Linked DNA regions of Homo sapiens: region 1 is linked to region 2. A link is an interaction called in ENCODE POLR2A ChIA-PET data of the cell type or tissue named here. Cell type or tissue: A673. All regions are shown on one strand. Links, peaks and the distances in the headings refer to the core of each region. The heading gives the core; the rest is flanking DNA. Region 1 overlaps HIPK1 (homeodomain interacting protein kinase 1). Region 2 overlaps PTPN22 (protein tyrosine phosphatase non-receptor type 22).

Region 1 (2,922 bases), core at 292-2,791, 110 kb after region 2:
GCATTGTAGGTAATTGTACTGCAGAATTCAAGTTTAAAAAGGAAACTTCCAAATCCGTTCCCATTTTTTTTTTCAAAAAATGCCAGAATTTCTGTGAGGAAGAAGTACAGAAAACATTTGTTGCTCAGTTTATTGCAAGTGACATGGCTTTTTTAAAACTAGAAATCATGTATTTTCTTGTAGTGATTAGTTTTTATGTGGAAATATTCCTGCAAATGATACATAAAAACATATTTTAGGTAACTATTAGAAACAAAGTATGATGCTTTCTGCTTCTAAAACATCTTACTTTTTGCCTTATTTTGAAATTCCATTATGTGGCTATAAATGATGAAGTTAGCTTTTTCTTGCTGGCATAAGATTTTTTCCCCAAAAGGATTAGGCCTTTGGTCATCCACATCTGGCTCCATTTTCCAAATACTACCCTTTTAAAAAAGGGAACAGTTCTGCCTTTTGTTTTATGGGTTGAATTGATCTGATACCTTATCTGATTGGCAGTCAGATTAAAAAATTTTAATCTCCAGGGAGTCCTCTTAACTCTTTCTAGGGATTTATTTTAGAATTGTTGCAAAAATGAAACTCCAGCATTTAACCAGCTCTTATCTCTGAACTCTCAGACTCCTTTTCTCTACAGTATAATAGAAGCTCTTAACCGCAGGGATCTTCTTTTCTTTAATACCCGGGTGGTCAGGTTATGGGGGTGAGCAAGAGAAAGCAGTATGTTTTCTTTCCCCATTCATAAGACTTGTAGCTTGAGCCCCTCTGACCTTTCTTTTTTAATCTCTGCAAGTTAACAATCTACAAGCAACTTCTTTTAAGATATGAATTTTTCTTTCTTTAAAAAAACAGAAGAAAAAGCCAAGAATGAATCAAGTCTGGATGTTTTTTATGTGTGTTTCCTTACAGCAGGCGTGGCCTGGAGGGACTCAGCAAATTCTCCTGCCTTCAACTTGGCAACAGTTGCCTGGGGTAGCTCTACACAACTCTGTCCAGCCCACAGCAATGATTCCAGAGGCCATGGGGAGTGGACAGCAGCTAGCTGACTGGAGGCAAGTGTCCTGTGTTACTCTGGGAGATTTGTAAGGGCCGATCCCATAGGGTGGGAGCACTTGGTAATAAGGAGAGAGACTAGTAAGAAAATAAAGGAAAATTTGACACTGTTGGAATCCTTTAAGAACCCATATCAGGCTAGGAGATGGTGTTATAAGAAAACTTTGAATATAGGAAAGCAGTAGGTTCTGAAGGTCAGGAATCATTTCTTCTAGATTTTTTAAAGAGAGTCTTAAGTGATTAGAAACCATACAGTGAGATCCTAAAGCCTTGTAATCTAGGTCCCCAACTTTATCTTTTATAATGAAAATTCTTTTTTTCTAATGTTTAATTTTTGTGATTACATACTAGGTATATATATTTATGGGGTACATGAGATGTTTTGACACAGGCATGTAATGTGAAATAAGCACATCATGGAAAAGGGGGTGTCCATCCCCTCAAGCATTTATCCTTTGAGTTACAAATAATCCAATTACACTCTTTAAGTCATTTAAAAATGTACAATTAAGTTATTACTGACTATAATCACCTATTGCGCTATCAAATAGTAGTTCTTATTCTTTTTTTTTTTTTTTTGTACCCATTAACCATCCCTACCTCCCCACTAGCCCTCCACTACTCTTACCAGCCTCTGGTAACCATCCTACTCTCTATGTCCATGAATTAAATTGTTTTGATTTTTAGATCCCATAAATAAGTGAGAACATGTGGTTTGTCTTTCTGTGTCTGGCTTATTTCACTTAACATGATGATCTTGAGTTCCATCCATGTTGTTGCAAATGACAACGTGTACTTTTTGTGGCTGAGTAGTACTCCATTGTGTATATGTACCATATTTTCTTTATCCATTCATCTGTTGATGGACACTTAGGCTGCTTCCAAATCTTACTGTGAACAGTGCTGCAACATAGGAGTGCAGGTATCTCTTTGATATACTGATTTCCTTTCTTTTGGGTATATACCCAGCAGTGGGATTGCTGGATCATATGGTAGCTCAATTTTTAGTTTTTACAGGAACCTCCAAACTGTTCTCCATAATAGTTGTACTAACTTACATTCCTACCAACAGTGTACAATTGTTCCCTTTTTTCCATATCCTTGGCAGTGTTTATTATTGCTTGTCTTTTGGATATAAGCCATTTTAACTGGGGTGAGATAATATCTCATTGCAGTTTTGATCTGCATTTCTCTAATGATCAGAGATGTTGAGCACCTTTTCATATGCCTGTTTGTCATTTGTAAGTCATCTTTTGGAAAATGTCTATTCAATTCTTTTGCCCATTTTTTGATCGTATTATTAGATTTTTTTCCATAGAGTTGTTTGAGCTGCTTACGTATTCTGGTTATTAATCCCTTATCAGATGGTAGGTGCTCAACTTTAAAAAAATAAAATGCAGCTGCATTTTGGCTAATTGCTTTTGATGTCTGTTTGGTCCTGATTCTTCAGTGGTTTTGGAATTCACTCTTCTCTTTCTTTCTGTTGGTACAGGAATGCCCACTCTCATGGCAACCAGTACAGCACTATCATGCAGCAGCCATCCTTGCTGACTAACCATGTGACATTGGCCACTGCTCAGCCTCTGAATGTTGGTGTTGCCCATGTTGTCAGACAACAACAATCCAGTTCCCTCCCTTCGAAGAAGAATAAGCAGTCAGCTCCAGTCTCTTCCAAGTGAGTCTGTGTTACAGCTGATAGTTAAAACTGTGCCAGTTTGAGAGATATGTTGCCTTGCATTTGGAATATTGTATAGACATATAATATAGATATGAAGCAGCAAGTAGCTGCCAAATTGAGGAAGAGCAAATCATTTCATCTGGGCATGTACACCAGGTGTGTCCTGGTTTTATGATGGTCCTTTGTCTCTGCTG
Region 2 (2,922 bases), core at 304-2,803:
TTTGGAAATATTTTATTTCCATTTAGATTTAATAAAACTTACATTTGAAAAATTTTCACATACTCAAACAGCTTTCTGATAACTGAATTGCATGTCAGTTTTTAAGTTTAAATCAATTAAAATAATTGAGTTCCCCAGTCACATTAGCCATATTTTAAATGCTCAATAGCTGTATGTGGCTGGTGGATGCAATATTGGACGGCACAGGATTAAAAGCTCTGGCTGGCAGTTAAAGATATCTAATTAATAGAAATGGGCAAGTGATTTGTTAATCTTAAAAGCATACCTTGTTTTTAACTGTAAAACATAGGGTCTACTGAGAAAACAAACAAATAGGATTCTTAGGAGAAAAAAAAAATCCTCTGAGAATCACGTGGCATTCCCAAACTGAAAACTATGAAGATGACATAAGTTTTATCTAGGTACACTCAGGTAAGTTCTGCTGCCAATTTCCCTCTCCTTTTTCTTCTTTCCTTTGTTTTAAGGTCAGCAGGTACTAGAAAGTAACTTACCTTTCCCATTTCATACTCCATGCATGCCATAACAATGATCTGGGGGATGAAATAGATAGAAACTTAAACATTCATATATAGTTAGAAAGAGCAGTTAATACATGGATCCCAGACTCAGAAAGTATTAACCGTTCTTTTTTCTGTTTTGTCGTTTTTTTTTAACCAAAAAATAAATCCTGGTGACTTATAAAATATTGCTGCTACTCTTCCTTCATTCTGACAATACTTCCCCTTTCTCTGTTCAGACCAGTAATCTTGTTACCAAATGAGCCTGTCAAGGTAAGAACTTTCTCATTTTTAAATTTATTTTTATTATTTTTTAAAACTTATTTATTTTTGAGACAGGGTCTCATTCTGTCACCCAGGCTGGAGTGCTGTGGCACAATCTCAGCTTACTGCAGTCTCAACCTCATGGGCTCAAGCGATTCTCCCATATCAGCTTCCCCAGTAGCTGGGACTACAGGCACACACCACCACTCCCAGCTAATTTTTGTATTTTTTGTAGAGACAGGGTTTTGCAATGTTGCCCAGGCTGGTCTAGAACCCCTAGGCTCAAGCTATCCACCCCTCTTGGCCTCCCAGAGTACACCTGGCTGAGAACTTTCATTTCCTTGGACAAGAATGGCATTGTGATTCTGACTAAAAGATGCCTGAACCCTGAAGTTCCACTGACCAATTTTTTAAAAGCACTGTTTTTAATAAAGTAGAGAATAAAGTAACAAAAGCAACACCATACTTACAAGGACACTATATTCCCAAATCATCCTCCAGAAGTCCAGGAGGGTTGTAGATAAAGGACCCTGGGTGGCAATATAAGCCTTGGGTCCATAAACTCCCTAAAGGGGAACAGAAATTACACGGGGTGACTACAAATAATACCCTGTTCTCACCTAGTCCTCCGCTTCCTTTTTTTTTTTTTTTTGAGATGGTCTCACTGTGTTACCCAGGCTGGAGTGCAGTGGCATAATCACAGCTCACTGCAGCCTTGACCTCCTGGCTTCAGGCAATCCCCTTTCCTCAGCCTCTCCAGTAGCTGGGACTACAAGCGCATGCCACCACACCTGGCTAATTTTTTAACTTTTTGTTGAGATGGGGTCTCATATGTTGCCCAGGCTGGTCTGAAATTCTTGCGTTCAAGTGATCTTTCCGCCTCAGCCTCCCAAAGTGCTGGGATTACAGGCATGAGCCACTGAGTCCAGCCAGCCCTCCCCTTTTTTTGGGTATCTAGAGAAATATGGAATGCTTTTATTTTCTTTCACTGTACCTTAATGAAGTTGGCATTGATGTAGCTGGAATCCTCATCAGAGGTTATCAGGGATAGTTCTACCCGGCTATAATCATCTATAATACAAAAGACAGACATAGTACAATTAAGAGGGCTTAGTCAGCAGATTTAAATCAGGGCCTAACACTGTGAATAGTGTATGCTCATGAGTGAACAAGTGAGTGAATGAATGAATGAATGAATGAATATTCTTTTGCAGTCATAAATAGTACAAACTAAGTTGTCAATGCCATGTTCCAAGATCAGGATCAGTAAGCAATGGGTACAAAGAGATAGTAATGATTGAATTTGGGAGAAAGTATGAGTTTATAGAGAGAAATGGAACTTACAGGGCAAAATATCCTTATATCTGTTTTTCTTGATATTCTTGGGCTTCTCAGCCACAGTTGTAGGATAGGTTTTGTCTGCCTTGTACTTGGTAGATTGCCTTTTCAGCTTCTGTAATAAGATTCCAAGAAAAATTAATCTTCCTAGAGAAATGAGGTAAGAAGCTATCTCTAAAGAGCTTTCCTTTTCCACTGGCAAAACATTCTACCTCAACCCTTTTATTATCTTCTGGTTCTGACTCCGTTCAGGACAGAGCTGCAGAGCATAAGGAGACCTGAGTTCAGTGACATTTGGGGAAGTGAAAAGATCACACTTACTGCAGCTGAGCCATAGATAGCGTGAACTTAAAAGTGAAACTTGTGAATATTTTAAGAACCAAATATCTTCTGGAAGCAAGCTATATGCTCCACCCAATGGGCAGATATTAAAAGCTTAATTTACTTTCTTTATAACTGCTTTTTAGTTAAATGGTCAACTGGAAAATAATTAAGTTCTATTAGTCTTTTTACTTCAGATCGCTTTTTTTTCTAAGTGGAAGTGGAGCTTAAGCTGAATAAAATTTCTCTATATCTAGCAAAATTTCAAAGATTTCAGTTCCAAAAGCAGTCACTTTTTTTTTTTTTTTTTTTTGAGATAAAGTTTCACTCTGTCACCCAGGCTGGAGTGCAGTGGCTTGACCACAGCTCAATGCAGCCTCAACTTTCTGGGCTCAGGTGATTCTTCCACCTCAGCCTCACCTCCCACCTCAGCCTTACCTCCTGAAAGCTGGGACCACAGGCACAAGCATCACACCTGGAT

Evidence for each region. Peaks named below come from ENCODE experiments on the same cell type or tissue, not always from the same donor. Only the 100,000 strongest peaks of a DNase experiment are listed, where the experiment ranks them.
Region 1: POLR2A ChIA-PET joins it to region 2 with 12 read pairs; 5 of 35 experiments call an interaction of 5 or more read pairs at or near these places.

Annotation. Positions count from the first base shown.
Region 1 is chr1:113,965,224-113,968,145 of GRCh38, forward strand. It overlaps HIPK1 (homeodomain interacting protein kinase 1), which reads left to right. Exons shown (of 16, transcript NM_198268.3): 11 at 907-1,049; 12 at 2,543-2,725. Among named protein-coding and RNA genes, the nearest start is that of OLFML3, 13 kb to the right of the region's middle. In A673, for the core only: no CTCF peak of the experiment used is centred there; no DNase peak of the experiment used is centred there; H3K27ac peaks cover 132 bases.
Region 2 is chr1:113,857,226-113,860,147 of GRCh38, forward strand. It overlaps PTPN22 (protein tyrosine phosphatase non-receptor type 22), which reads right to left. Exons shown (of 21, transcript NM_015967.8): 2 at 2,127-2,235; 3 at 1,777-1,853; 4 at 1,253-1,348; 5 at 513-551. The region is part of intron 3 of AP4B1-AS1 (AP4B1 antisense RNA 1); the gene reads left to right. Among named protein-coding and RNA genes, the nearest start is that of PTPN22, 13 kb to the right of the region's middle. In A673, for the core only: no CTCF peak of the experiment used is centred there; no DNase peak of the experiment used is centred there; H3K27ac peaks cover 910 bases.